Linked DNA regions of Homo sapiens: region 1 is linked to region 2. Evidence: chromatin loops called from intact Hi-C (ENCODE). Cell type or tissue: transverse colon. All regions are shown on one strand. Region 1 overlaps LAMA2 (laminin subunit alpha 2). Region 2 overlaps LAMA2 (laminin subunit alpha 2).

Evidence for each region. A loop is a pair of places that touch in the nucleus more often than their neighbours do. Peaks named below come from ENCODE experiments on the same cell type or tissue, not always from the same donor. Only the 100,000 strongest peaks of a DNase experiment are listed, where the experiment ranks them.
Region 1: it touches region 2 in a loop (11-fold over the local background); 2 of 110 quality-filtered maps call a loop at or near these places.

The regions. Positions count from the first base shown.
Region 1 is chr6:129,183,351-129,191,350 of GRCh38, forward strand. LAMA2 (laminin subunit alpha 2) reads left to right here. Exons shown (of 65, transcript NM_000426.4): 11 at 6,855-6,995. Among named protein-coding and RNA genes, the nearest start is that of LAMA2, 300 kb to the left of the region's middle. In transverse colon, no CTCF peak of the experiment used is centred here; no DNase peak of the experiment used is centred here.
Region 2 is chr6:129,130,834-129,138,833 of GRCh38, forward strand. The region is part of intron 4 of LAMA2 (laminin subunit alpha 2); the gene reads left to right. Among named protein-coding and RNA genes, the nearest start is that of LAMA2, 250 kb to the left of the region's middle. In transverse colon, no CTCF peak of the experiment used is centred here; no DNase peak of the experiment used is centred here; H3K27ac peaks cover 1,463 bases.

The sequences.
Region 1 (8,000 bases), 53 kb after region 2:
AACATGTGCTTTTATTTTTATCAAAGTCTTATAATAGAAAGATAAATAGTGAAGTAGAAGACTAGAAATCAAAGTCTGTATTTTCATCTTGTTTTGCTTTGTTTTTATTGCATTTTCCATTAAGTCCTTACAGGCCCACGAGACTATGTGATCTGGCCTTGGCTTACCTCTCCAGAATGTTCTTGAGTTTCAGTCACTGTTTTTCAGCTTTGCTTAAATTTCTTGAGTCTCTTAGTTGTTTGTAGCATCTGGAATTTTATAAGTTCTATTCAGATTTCTTGGGATACCTCATTTCTAGCCCTATTCCTTTGCTTAGCCAGGCATTTTTAATGGCTCGGCTTAACTTCAACTTTCTCAGGAAAGCTGCCCCTGCATCCTCAAGTCATATCATTCTCATGGCATAATCACTTTTCAAACCTTTTTCTTTTCTTTTATGATCTCATAATGAGTAATTCTGTTTTATGTCTATCTTACCTCTGGTGATGATATGGACCCTATATATTTTCTTTACCATTGCACAATAAGAAGATAACACAATGACTCATACAAAAGAAAGAAGGAAGGAAGAGAACTAAAATCTCGTGAAGCTTTGACAGTCATTTAGCCTTTCCGATTCTGTTTTATAATCTATGAAATGGTGTTATTGAATCTTTTCTGCCTCTCAGTAGGTATAATTATCACACTGAAGCCCTGTACAAGTATAAAGTATAACCATAAATACCTACTGGATTACTTTTTGTTGTTGTTTATATTGCTTTTCCCAAGTAGAGATAAGTTTCTGTTCTTTTTCCCTGAAAGGATTTTTATGGTGTGTTAACATTTTTATTGGTTTTGGATTTCCCTCTTCTTTTTCATTTGTGTACAGGAATGGTCACTTCATTAACTTGTAGACTTGATTCCTGGGCATTTTTACAAATGGACTTCAATGTGTACATTTAATCCTGAATCTAAATTACAGATGTAGAATTTTTGGCATAAAAGGTTCATGCATGAATGAATTTATCTCTTGCAACCCCTACAGTTCAAATAATATTATGTTAGTCAATTTTTTACATGGACAGACTCTCTCCTTGACCAAATTTTGGAAAGTCTTCTCTGAGTCCTCTTTTTGATGAGGCCTCATCGTTGACCCTTGTCCTCAAACCTAGCTTGGTTAAAGCAAGAATTCTGCTAAGTCAGTGTGTTAAGAACACCTTACCCTTGATATCTGATCCCTCTGGCCTGTCTTCAACAAGAATCCTGTTAATTTGGTTTAGCAAGAATCCCCCCTACCTACCCCTGATGTCTCCTCTTAATGATTGTTCGCCCCTGATCCTTGCTCGTGGCTATAAATCTCTACCCTTTTCCTTGGCACTGAATCCCTACTTGTTCATGTTGTATTGGGAATGGAGGCTAGTTCTTTACTAAGGTTGCTTTTTCTCTATTGCCATAGTTTCTCACTGAAGCCTATTTTCATCGTTTTAACTACTGTCCAGCTCTGGTTCTCTTTCACAATATTAAAAGCTGAACTTGTGAAAATTGAGAACTAATGTTTATGTATTTCCTTCTCCCTCCCTAACCCATCAACTATTATCTAGCCTTGGAAAAGTGTGTTTTAGGAGTAAGTCCTCAACAAATACTGCTAATTAACTAATTATCCTTCTTTTGTTAACTTATTTTAATACTAGGATGCATTAGTCTAAAGGTCATAACAGAAGAAAACCTGTAATTAACTACAAACTACCAAAAAACCAAGCATGACTGAGAAATTCCTGAAGCAATTATCACACAAAAAAAATAACTTAAATGTCACTGGAGCTATTCCTGGTAACTTTGTCAGTAGTACTCCCAGCTGACTAACAATCACAGTTCAATATGTACTGCTGAAGTTGTACCTAGTTTATAAAGCAGTAGCTTCTATGAGAAAGAATACAAGAAAACTACGGTGACTATTTCTCCAGAGAAAAACTGTACTGAGGAAACTATAGCAAAAAGAAAATTGATGTCAACACAATAGTATCTCACTTCAAGAAATCAAAAACAAAAGAACTTAGTAAAATTTTTCTAATTCAACTTTGTTTTTAAAGGGAAAAGAGAACTAAAGAAAAAAAAGACAGCCATGATTTTTTGTAGCGTAGGCCACAACATTGAGCTATGTTCAAAGGAAATAGATGTCTAAAGCACACATTTCTTCCTAAAAGAATGAAAATTGGTTCTTTGGGAACAAAAATATCATATTGATTTTATGTAAAGGCAAACATTCACATGGTGCATCTGTACATAAAATATATCTGGAGTATTAAAGTTTCATGGTGGGGATGATTATGAAAAAATGACTATATAGGCTCCATAGGGACATGATGATAAAAAATAGATTAAGTAGATTGAAAACACTAGTCTAAAGTGAAGTGATGTGTTTTAATATCATAATATGTGAGAATATAAAAGTATTTACGTATGGATTATTTACAATGGAAAAATGACTATTATAGTTCATATTTCATTTTATTAATGTAATTGATTAGAATAATGGTATAGAAATAGCAAAAGCAGAATATTTGGTTTTAAGAAAATATGGTGATATAAGGGAATGAATATTAATTTCTAGAGTGGAAGTCTGTAGCGTTCTAGAAATTACCGTGTTTTATAGGCTGTAGTGTGAAAATTATCATTAAATACGCAAATTGAAAAGAATCACTAATGGACTCTATACAAATAAAGTGTTAAAATGAATTTATTGGATCAATAGGAGCTTCCCAGTAGGAATGCTGAGAGGTTTAATAGATTAGACTCCATTTTGTTTAGATTAACAGTTAAAACAACTTTAAAAATTTTTATTAAATTATGTTTTTGCAACCATTGAAGTATAGATAAACAAAAAAAGAAAAAAATTAATTATATGTTAATAACTTTTTAAAATTCATCAGTACAAATAAATTATAGAATCATAAAGGAAAATAGAAATCTCATGATGATTAAAATAACATTCAGTCTGGAAGGTACAAAACTTTTACCTTCATCATTCGATATTTAGGTTCAATTATATTCCCATCTATGCTTTAGGGACTGAATTGGATGGTGGTAATAAGGTATAATATATGGTCTGTGCCAATCTTATGGATGGCAAGAAAAGAACAAAATTATGGTTTTACTGTGTGTATTTATTTATTTATTTATTTCAATAAATGCCCTTTAGTAGATATTTTTACATCTGGAGACATTCTCACATCTGGAAGAGGACACTGCAACAGTAGCCTATTTTAATCTTGTCATGAAAATCTTGGGATACATCTTTTTTGCTCAACTCCCTGGTTTTTCTGTCTTATTTTTTTCTTCGGGGCATAGTGGACACTGGTGATGAATTTGGTGTCAGATCCAGAACATGTTGTCTGTACCCCTCTTACAGCAGTGATTTTCTTCCACCTTGTAATATAATTATCTGAAGTCCGCCTCATCAGAAAGTACATAGGGAAACTATCGTGACTCTATTTCTCCAAGTAGAAACTGTGCTAAGGGAACTAAAGCAAAAAAGAAAATTCCTACTTCCTTTGCTATAATCCTCTTGAGGGCATTTTTATATTCCCTGTGATATCTCATATGTCTTGTATATAGTAGTTCAGCTATGAGTTGATGAACGAATAATATAAAGAATAAAGCAACGATAAGAAATAATGAGCAGAGCATTTATTAATAATTTGATATTGATAACAGAGGAAGTTAAATTATTCAAAGAGCTCAACCATAAAGCAGATGGCTTCACTTTCAAGCTGGGAATCAAAAAACTTTAAGTGCTAGAATATTCATGTCAAGAGGATCTTCCAAGAATAAGCCAGGAATGCAATTAGGGGCTGACTCATGGATGACAATGGTCGATGAGTCACAAAGAAATTTTGAAAAAACAATGATGTCCCTGGGGACACATAGAAAGAATTGGAACTAGACTGTCAAGATCATATATATTAACAAGCTAATAGAAGGCGGGAAATTTTGGTCTCTATGAAAATGTGCACAAAAGTCCCAGAACACTATACTTCTGTGTTTGAACTGTGCTACTCTAAATTATATAAAATATACTCTATAATGTAGTAAAGAAAGATTTCTTTATGCCAATGTCTCACATTTTATAGACATTTTACCTGCTACTGTCAACTTAAGTTACTCAAGTATAGTTCTGTTGATTTATCTCCTAATGAACAACCGCTAATGACTTACCAATTCCTAAGGAATATCTCTTAGGATGGACTTTCTGAGGGCAGGGCCCTGGATCTCAAGTACCAAGTGAAGTTCTAGCATACAGGAAGTATTAAATACAGGCTGAGTATCCCTTATCCAAAATGCTTGAGACCAGAAATGTTTCCGATTTGGTATTTTTTCGGATTTTGGAATATTTGCAGAATACATACTGGCTGATCATTCCTAATCAGAAAATCCAAAATCTGAAATGCTCTAGTGAACATTCCATTTGAGCATCATATAGGTGCCCCCAAAGTTTCAAATTTTGAAACATTTAAGATTTTGGATTTTCTGATTAGGGATGCTCAACCTGCACATTTGTCTTGAAAAATAAATAATGAATAAACCTCCAACTTTTAAAATGAATTCTTGTTCCCAATGTCTTTGCTAACATCGGTCTCTCATTCTATCTATGTCCACAAGTTGAATTTTTAAACCATGCTTCAAGGATCAGGTCAAACTCCACTCCTGTCATAAAGCTTCCTTAAGCCTTATAGCAAAAATTAGTGCTTCCTCTATGTTCCCGTAATTATTTATTTCTCAGATGCACTTACCATATTCCACCTTGCATTATAGTTGATTGTGAGTATATCTTTTTACCCAACTAGATATTGGCCTTTAAAGACAGACTTATTTAAAGACAGACCTTGACTTATTTATCTTCATAGTGCCTAGAATTCCTACCCTAATGTGTTGCTTCAGGTTATTAAATAAAATTGAATGTGAAATTATTTAATCATATTTTTTCAAGGTCATTTTACTAGGCTAAAATGGAGCTAAGGAAAATGTAGCTAATGTCTGCAAATTTCTAATTGTTGAACTTAGTCTGAATCTCAGAATAGTGGCATTATAAGCTTTCAAATTAGAGTAAATGAAAAGTAGATTAGACCAAGCGCATAAGAACACAGTATACAGAACAGCTGTACTGTGTCCTCAACGGGATAAACTAAATCATAATTACAGATATGTTTCATCTTTCTTGCCTTTATACTCTTTTGAAGATGCTCTCAACTTCAGTGCTTTGGGGATTTATTTGTCACTGTAAGTCTGAAATTAGTTTGATTAGTTTTGCTGATATCTATCATTTCAAAATGTCTGAAATCTGCCTTAAAAAGTAAGCTGGCACAAATCTTGGGGCAGTGCTTATTAAGGTTCCCACATAGAAGTGGCTGAGTTTGTAAATGAGTCATAGAAATTCAGTATCAAAAAGTTAATTTAAAACAAATTATTCTCTTGGATATAAGGAGGACTGCTTTGTTTATTCTTAAATTTTTCTCCTTACTTCTTCATGCTATTTTTCTCTTCTCTTCTGATTTTCCTTATATGTTCTCAGATTTTATCATCCCTATCTTCTGCTCAATCTGGGTTTGTTTAAAGTGTTTTTATTCAGCTCGTACTATGCGTATAGCACTTTGCTATGCATGAAAAACATGACTGCCAAGAGATTTATTTGAACTTAATAAATTTTATGAAGCTAATGCTCAGTGCTGTACCAGGAACCATGTTATTTTCTCAGACTATAAAGTTAGTAAGACAGAATTTCTACCTCTGAATAGATTATGGTAGATAGCTAGAGAGAACAATCTTTGAGCAATACTTTTTTGTGGTTGTGATAGGGTAATGTATACAGGGCCACGAAAACTACATGGAGAGAGAAGTTAGTTGTCCAAGGGAATTTTTTAAAAAGCCTCAGTATTGATAATAAGGGAATTCAAGGAAGAGGGGAAATGTAGAGAAAATGCGTATGTAGGGAATATTACAAATCTGTTTCCTGGAAAGCAGGATGCCTTCCTTTAGAATTATTAGTTAAGATTAACCACTCTTTAAATTGAGAGATTATATCCTTCCCTGTTTTTCATTATATGGTCAGCTTTCACTGGCCTGAGTCCACATTTTAAGCTCAACTATATACAAATAATTTTTCAGTATACTGAGAGTAGGATTAATGAAACCAGTCTGGAGAGCAGTCACAGAATGAGAATAGATCTTTCCCATAGTATCACTATGTGACTAACTGATTGTACTGATGTGTTACAGAAAACACTGTAAAAAGTTAACCAGAGGAAAACTTTGCTTTCTACTTTATCTGATCTTTACCCCAGTTTCTCTACCTGTCAAATTCCTATGCTTGCCTCAAATGTACATATTTTTAATCTGAAATGTGAAAAGTATTTATAACTGGTGTAATATCAATGTTCTATTATACATCCATGCATTAATGTCTTTAATTTTACCATGAAATTAAATGAAGTACCTCAATAACAGAACAGTGAACTTTAAATGAAGTAGCTCAATAACAGAACAGTGAACCTAACTGGCCCCATTTTAGTCAATCTAATGCATTCCTGCACAGGTATTTATCATGACATTTACTCTACACTCAACCTACATGAAGATCAACATAGTCACTTTTACGAGAGTAGATTTGCATCCATCCAATAATCTTTCTCACCAGTGTAATTAGAAAGGATACAGCTTAACACATAGCTTTTGAGCAGATTTTTAAAAATATCATTATACGTTAAATATAGTTGAGAGGGTAAAATGAAGAATGTACAGTTAATATTTTCCTTATACAGACATGGACGCAGCTCATAATGTTGAAGGATACCTCTGTTGCTGATACATCTCTTTATTTGCAGGAAAATGTTGAAGGAGGAGACTGTAGTCGTTGCAAATCCGGCTTCTTCAATTTGCAAGAGGATAATTGGAAAGGCTGCGATGAGTGTTTCTGTTCAGGGGTTTCAAACAGATGTCAGAGTTCCTACTGGACCTATGGCAAAGTAAGCAAGCACCATTTGGTTCTGTTTGCTGCCCCAGCAGCCTTCTTTGTTGCTTTCATCGTTGTTCTTTTGTATGAACAGTTTCTGATAGTGAACTTCTACATAAAGTTACAGGAAGAAGTAATGGAATTTTCTTCAAATGCTGTTGTGTATTTTTGCTCAAAGCCTTTGAGGTTGTATTTGTAATATTGTGTAGACTGGAATTTCTTAGAATAGGTAGACATAGTCTTTTTAGTGTCCATGATTACTCTATGAAACAATAATGCAATTAAGGTTTCAACTCCAAGGGTGCATGATTTAAGAGAGAAAACACTACATTGTGATATGAATTATATTTTCCATTACTAGTATGTTCGTATGCAAGTTGAGAAAAACTCTGTATCATCTGTATACATAATACATATTATCCACCAACGCTTTAGTTACTATTTGATGTTGCCTAGGCTCTTTCATTATTAAAAGGGGACATTAAATATAGGCAATACCTTCATTCTGAGTTGGTTTGAAAAATTATTACTTAAACTATTTAATAGCAACTGAAATTTTCTTTCTTTAACGTAAATGTGTTTACCTTTCTAACTTCACTGCCTACACTACCCACTGCCTTTTCAAATCTGTGCAAAGAGCATGTTGTCTCCCTATACAGAAAAGTGTCAGAGGAAAATGGGACCTTCTGGGAATTTCACACAGCCTGTGTGGCTGGACTTAAGAGTGCAGAATGGTAGGAAATGGGCTGGAGAGAGAAAGAAGTCTAGACGGGGGAATGAGAATCTAGAACTTATAGGGTTGAATATACTAAGAATTTGAGATATTTTACTTGGAGTGTCATTGAAGAAATTTAAGCTAAAGACTGACATTATCAGAGTTGTGTTTTATAAAGACTACTATTTAGATAAACTATTTCCTAAACACTTCTTCCTTTCAACTTTAATCAGTGAACTAATCCTGAACAGAGCTATAAAATATTTTCTCTGCCTGCAGTGCTTTTAAGTCAAGCCTCATATT
Region 2 (8,000 bases):
TAGCTTCTTGTTTTGGAAATAAGATAATGGGAGGGAAGGATAAATGAAACAGTTTTGTTGCCATCTCTCATTGTGAGCCAGTTTAGAAATGAAAACAAACAAACAAAACAACTCTTAAGCCCAACAGCAACATTCATTATAATTTTCCTAATTACACTCCCTTTTCTTTTTGCTAAGAAAGAACGGTTGTATTTTTGTCCTTAATAGAAAAGGGAACAGTGCCTAAACAACCTATTATAAATTCTTCTGGGAAAGCATATTACAAATAATTGAAAACAACCCTGATTCTGTGAACTTGGCAGCAAATGTATAAAAGAAAGCAATTCAGCCCTGGCCCCTGGATGATTGATTAAATGTTTTATTCTTTTTACCTTTCATTCATGCTGTGTTTGTCAAGAGGAAAGAGAAAAGGAATGTTGTGAAATGAAGTCCACTTTAGACAAATAACTTACAATAATGATCAGTGACTTCTCATCAGCTGTTTATTCATTTTTCTTGAGTTGTAATATTTCTTAATATTAGCTATCCTGCATGGACCCGACAGAAAATAAGGTCCTGAGTTTTAGCTTGTCCCCAACTCCCTGCCAGCTAACCATCAACACAAGCTGTATCTGAGCTTCTTTGAGGGCATGGCCCTGCAGCTCCCTGTGGTCAGTTATTAGTCTGAGTCCAGCAAAGGAACAAGAACACTGTGTGCTTGCTAAATCTACAGAAAACTTCATCTTCTGGTTGTGTGGGAGGAGAGGTCCCTTTGTGTACTCTGTTTCTTTGAAGGAACTAGGGATCTGTTGGTGCTGTACAGATGTCGAGGTGCACAGAGCCAACATCCTACAAAACTAGTAAATAGATGATTAGGATCCAACTCTGTACAGAATAATGGTAGGAACCTAAACCTTGGGGTACTGTTTACTTGTATCAAAATTGTTGTTGTCCTATAAGCCATGTAAAATTAACTACAAATCTCCTCAATGAAACACTTTCTTAGAACTTTGATATTTTTAAATGATATCTCACCATCTGTGTACATCACAATGTTGAGCTACAAATGTGGTGGCTCTAACAAAATTTTAAGTATGAAGTCAGATGTATAGAGGATCCCTTCTCCATCACGTTCTTCTGTTTTTCATTTCCCGCTTCTCACAAACTACTCCCCAGATGTCAATAATTCTACAATCTCCTCTTCCTACAACCTTCGTGTTGGTCCTTAGTCGTCTACTCTGATCTCAACCGCAAAAGTCAGGGGATGAGACTATAGGCCATCCCCAGAGCAACAGCCTCAGCACCTCAGCACAGATCTGGAGGGGATTTGAGCTAGAAAGAACTCTGACCTTACTCTTTTTTTTTTTTTTTTGAGACAGAGTCTCGCTCTGTCACCCAGGCTGGAGTGCAGTGGCACAATCTCGGCTCACTGCAAGCTCCACCTCCCGGGTTCATGCCATTCTCCCACCTCAGCCTCCTGAGTAGCTAGGACTACAGGCGCCCGCCACCACGCCTGGCTAATTTTTTGTATTTTTAGTAGAGACGGGGTTTCACTGTGTTAGCCAGGATGGTCTCGATCTCCTGACCTCGTGATCGGCCCGCCTCGGCCTCCCAAAGTGCTGGGATTACAGGCGTGAGCCACCGCACCAGCCTCTGACCTTACTCTTAATTGCTTGCATGAAAATTGGATATGGATAAGAATGCAAACCCAAGAACATGTCCTGCTTTCCTTGATGCACATTCTCCTATTGATGTTCAGTGACCTTAGCATTTCCAGAAGCACCTCTTTATTGTGGATGGAAACTTACTTATTCATGTTGTCTCAGGCTGTCCAGGTTGGTAACAGGTAACTGCTATAAAGGGTGGAGCACATCCTGCTAAATGGAGAGATCCAGTGTCATTTACATTTTTTTTAACTCTTTCAAGGGTAATGGCAACTAACAATAGTTTCTCCTGTGTGCTAGATATTGTTCTAATCATTTTACATAAATTATTTCTTTTAATCCACCAAACAGCACTATAAGATAGATATTATTTTTATTTACCTTTGTTAGAGAAAACTGAGGTATAGAGAGATTAAGTAAATTGTCTAAATTCACACAGATAGTAAGTGGAGGAGCCAGAATTTGAACACAAGCAATTTGTCTCCAACAAATTTGATCTTAAACTATGGTTAACTCTCTGAACACACACACAAACACACATACGTACATGCAATCACACAAAGTATCAGGCACATGGGGATAGACAATATTAGAAAAGCATATACATACAAACATCCTTACAGTTGTACACATAGACTCAGGTTTATAAACCCACTGAAGTGAAGACTCATCATTTATGAAAATATACAATTTTGTTCTGCAAAATAATTTAATTTTTTAAAATTCCTTGTGCAATGAGAAAAGATCAGAGAGGCCTACAGTTTCCTTTTACAGAGCTAGGCCAGGGGCTGTATTTAGAGTAATTGAACACATGATTTTACTTGAATGCGGAGAAACTTGACCAACTGTGAATATGCAATTTCACTCTACAGATGAAATAAAATTAAACGGGGCAAAAGTAAAGAAGAATGGAGACTAGGTAAAGTGATGGAAAGAGACACCAAAAAATTAGTCATGTGAAAGCAAAACTAAGAGGAGAGGGAAAGGTGGCAAAAGAAGGGAACATTCAGAGAATGTTGATATATTGAGAGGTGAGAATAGGGAGTTGGTAGGCAAGTGTCAGAGTGTGGGAGGATGGTGACAGTCACTAGGAACTCCAGTTTGCATACACACAATGTTAAGAACATTAGAAATTAGCTAGCCAATGGAATGCTCAGTCTTGAAGAGCTTGTGTCTCTGCTTAAACTCCTGTATGCATTAGTATGATTCCATAAATTTAAAGTCTCTGACATCTTGAGTTTTAAGCTTTCTGAACATTAAATCAGTGGAGGCTGCTAGTAGCTATCCTGAAATGCTGCTTCTATACATATGAGTAAAAATCCAAATTAATGTATTTATACAGCTTTTCATTTGTGTACTCGTAAAATACACACACACACAGAGACAATTCAACACACACACACACACGCGCACACACAATTCAACTTTTCTCTGAAGAACCTTTGAGTCAGAGAATGAGAATGAAGGAGACTGAATTTCTCTTTTAAGTTCCTGTCTAGGTTTTGTTCCAATCTAATGACACAGGATCTGGCACTGTATTTAGACCTCCTGCTCCAAGATTTTATTTTTATTTTAAACAAGTGTTCCCACACGGGGACTGAAAACAAAACAGGAAAATGTTGCTTAAGTTTTCCTTTGAGCTGCTGTTATCTGACTTTCAAGTGTACTGATTGTTCCGTCTCACCAATGTAGGTCATTGTACTCTCAGTTACTTTGTTTTCTATCGGAACTTTCTCTAGCAGCTCTCCACATTAAGGGAGATCATGTTATTTCACATATTTATTTTTGTTATTAACATATTTTCTTCATCTCCCTATAATTTGAGGTTTTAGCACTTTCTTCTTTGTAGAATTTACCATAAAGCATACGTATTTTTGAAAACTAGGGAATAGCTTTTACTTACTAAAGTACTTAAGTACTAAACCTATCATAACCAATTTCATTTATTAAGATGTTAGTAAGACTTTAGGAGTTGTTGGTTCTTTTCCGGAGAATAATGCTTTAGCCCAGCAGTCCCCAACCTTTTTGGTACCAGGGATTGGTTTTGTGGAAGACAGTTTTTCCATGGAATTGACAGGGGGGATGGGGAGTGGGGATGGGTTTCCAGATGAAACTGTTTTACCTCATATCATCAAGCATTAGTTAGAGTCTCATAAGGAGCCTGCAAGCTAGGTCCCTCACATGCACAGTTTACAATAGGGCTTGTGCTCCTTTGAGAACCTAATGCCACAGCTGCTGATCTGACAGGAGGTGGAGCTCAGACACCTCCTTCTGTGCAGCCTGGTTCCTAACAGGCCACAGATAGTACTGGTCCATGGCCCAGCAGTTGGGGACCCCTGCTTTAGCCCTCAACTCTTAGGCATGTTTCAGTTCTGATTTTGGTCAGCATAGAGCTTTCCTTCTATTTACCAGGAGGGTCTCTACTGATATGGATCAATGGCAGGAGGTGATATTGGGTCTGGAACTATCCTTTGGCTTAGTGACATTTGTACTCTAATCTGCCTCACTCCTGCCCCTTCTCAGGGGACCTGGGCACCGTCGGATCCCATGACAGGTCCTACATGGTGACCTAGGGCACGGTAAAAAGTCTACCCCAGGAAGCCTAGAATGGATAGAATACAAATTCATCCAACACAAATTCATGAAGAAAAGCCAAGATCTGCAGAAAATCAAACAGTAAAGACTATTCCAGAAGAGCAACAGGAGGACGATAAAGAGGAGATGGAGTTAAAATACTGGGTCTGTCATAGACAGGATTGGAATGGAATCCCAAATCAGATGATAGAATGAAGGGAAGGTACATGGAATAGACTCTCACTAGTGGTGAGCTTTCGGTCACTACAAGTCTTCAAAAGGGGCCTAGATGACCAGTTCTTTTTCATCCAACAAATGCTTATTGAACCCTTCCTCTGTGGGTAGTGATGGGCACATTCAGTGAATTCAGACTGGAATCGAACACATTGTAACCATTAAATGAGTTAATCTTATATGAGTTCATACATACAGATCACATGCAAGAGTGTCTCATATCCAGTAAGTTTGCAAGAATAACTACTATTGTTTTTGTGTACAAGATCTTGTGTATTGTAATTTCTGAAATAGCAATGAGGTTGGAATACATGACTAATGATTTTATCCTCTTATGATATCTCTGGTTGGGGCACACCCAAAACAAAATTTGGAGCAATGCAAATGTTCGAGGAGAGTGAGAGAACTTCCTTCTGGTGTTTTTCTCTAATGACTTGCTCTGAAGCTACTCCTCTTAGATTCTTTCCTAGCTGTGTATTCCTATATAGTCTTAGCTTAACAGCACAAAGATTTAACAGTGGTGTCTGCATTTGATAAAATGTAAATGAGAAGCTCCCAAAAGAGATTGAGAAGCTCTATTTTGACAACTCTTCTTTTATCTGTGTAATTATTATATACTTTAACTGAAGAAAGAAAAACACAAAGATAAATACAATATTTCAACTTCGAGTACTTTTTAAAAATTATTTGAAAGCATTTAAAAATAGATGTAAAATGAACTCCTGTATGTCAAATTCCTTTCAGAGAAAAAAAAAAGTGAGAGGGAAGGGGGAAATTTGCATTTAGTAATTTTTTTTGTTTTTTTGAAAATTTCAGGCACTTAGTAATCACTGTTCCTTTTGTACGTCATGCCCAATGGGAACGATACCAGGATCTTTCACTCAATTCTGTGGATTACAGGTCACCCACCTGGGCATGTTTCAGATGAAACTAACCTAAGCTCATCTTGAGTAAGGGGCTTAGAAGTAAATGCTTTGTTGGTTGCTTTGAGTTGTACAAAGCAGGACGACCACCAGAGGCTTTCTAAGAAAAAGAATCATAGAGACTTTGATAAAATTGGAACTCCTAAAGCAGCTAAGGCTTTGCTTCTATTTTTGATCATTTTTAAAAAGTTAGTTCTTCTGGTGTTTGGTAGTTCCATAGTAGTTAGAAAGCACTGCCACATGAAATCTGCTATTGGTAGAAAAAGAAAATGTTACAGCCAACTCTGATACAACATGAGAGAGAGACAGAGAGAGAGAGAGAAGGGAGAGAAGAGACATGTTCTTCTTTGACCAGCAGGAAAAAAAAAAAAGCTGCACAAACCTTTTAACTAGTTTCACTAGCAGAAAAGAAAAATAAAAATATAAAATAGCAAATAATCTTTAAAGAAAACTGATTTTCTTATTATGCTGAAATTTATTAAAGACTGTTGTGTTGACTGAAGAATATGTTTAAATATTTTGTGGAAGGCAAAGCTTTCATTCAGGAATGACAAGTGCAAGGACTGTAATTCTAAAGAAATTAAAGAAAAGAAGAATGGCAATTTAAGTTCAGGGACAATTGGAATCAAGCAGTAATGATTTACAGCTTTTTAAAATTTTCAGGCACTTAGTGGTCAGTGTTCCTTTTATGCGTTATGACCAGTGGGAAGGATACCAGGATCTTCCATTCAGTTATTATGGGTTACAGGTCACCCATCCGTGACCTGTGGTCACAGTGTTAGGTATCGAAAGCATAATACCTTCTTATCTAAGAAGGAAAGACCTGTTAAGTCTAAGCTTAGGGGTAGAGTTGTCAACGATACAGTCATATTTGTTGAACAGTTCAAGTTGCCATTTCTTGTATTCTTGGAAGAGGTAAGTTAAAGAAGGTTGTGCACAGTTCTTGACATTTTATTATTACAGCACTACCTTTCAAGCCACTCAGTAGTCATCGGACATGTAAGAGTGGTTGTTCTATTTGGTCGTGTAAATTTCTAGTGACAGTAGGAAAAAAAAAAAAGACCTTTATTAAAGACCTTCCAAACTAATTCAGTGCCCTACATGCTGCATGAAAATGAGGACTTTCCAGTTCTGAGTAGAAGGAATATTAAGGCACCTGAAGGGACAAATCCATTTATAAAATTATTTTTCTTTTTGTGATAAAAATATAAATGGCTCTGCTAGTATACTAAAAAATATAAATGGCTCTACTAGTATATTTAATAATCCTTCATTGATTTACCTAAACGTATGAAGATACCCATATAATATTTTTAAAAATAAGTTATTGTAGCTCTAAAATAATTTATTAGACTAGAATAAATAAATTTATACTAGAATTTATGATGAACAGTCAATAAATGGAATTAAAAATATAGGTAAAATACAGTTAAAATATATACAAATTTTAAGTGATACATGCAATGCACAAATTGTAAATGTTTGATTGAGGAAAGAGCTAATTCATTGGAAGCTCTAGTCCAGTCTATAGTATTTGGGGACTGCTATTGATATGTTCATTCAACAAATAATTACTGATAATATAGTATGTACTGAAATCATTATGCTAAACACTGAGGGTTTACAATAAATAAGAAAATGTATAACCTCATTGAACTTAAATCTAGTAGCAGACACAAGCAAGTAAATTGGCAATAAAAATAGGGGGAGTCAAGGGAGTTTGGATAAATTATAGAAGAAGCTCCTAGACAGTCCATGGAGGTATTTGTGGGAGGATGGAATTGGCAACACAGCTGAGATTTTAAAGATATATAAAGTACATCTGTGTAAATGGCAAGCAGTGAGAACACAGAAAAGGTGTTTGAGGAAAGGGCCTAAAGATAAGATAGACCATGACACAGAAAGGAAAGTAAAAATGATTCAGTGACCATCTAGTAGATATCCAATACATATATTTGAGTGAATGAGTGATAGACTGACTATATGAATGGGAAATATTGAAATATAAAGAGGAAGGCCAGAGATAAAGCTCTGAAAGGTAAGCATATATTTTAAGACTTCAGAGTACCTAATTTTCTGAATATGCAAATGAGCAGTATTAGAATTAATAAAAATAACCCTAAAAATGAGAACTCTTGGTTGGAGAAAATAACAAAATATGAAGTAAAGGAAAATTGACAGAATACTTCAAAAACTGTGCCTGATATAATTGGAAATAATGCCTGGAAACAGATTGAGTCCATAATCCTGTATGTGTTCATTAAGGCCAGGAAGATTCTTGGTAAGGAAATGTCTAGTCTGAAAGGTCTAAAGATTTTATTAATCTGTATAATAAATTATATCTTATGAAACTCTTGTCATTTATCCAGTATATTTGAATTACCCGTGCATTACTGTTTCATATATTCATGGTACTTTCATATTTTATAACATTTAAAAATATTTCAATATTCCATTGATTTGAATAAGATTCTTTAAATTACAGTGAAAGCTTTCTGATAAGGTATGGTAAGATTATTTTTCAGTAATTATGCTGATACATATAATAAAGCTACTGACAATTCATAAAGATGATAATACACTTAGTACAAACTGAGCTTCAATGGGATTACTAAATGAGTATGTG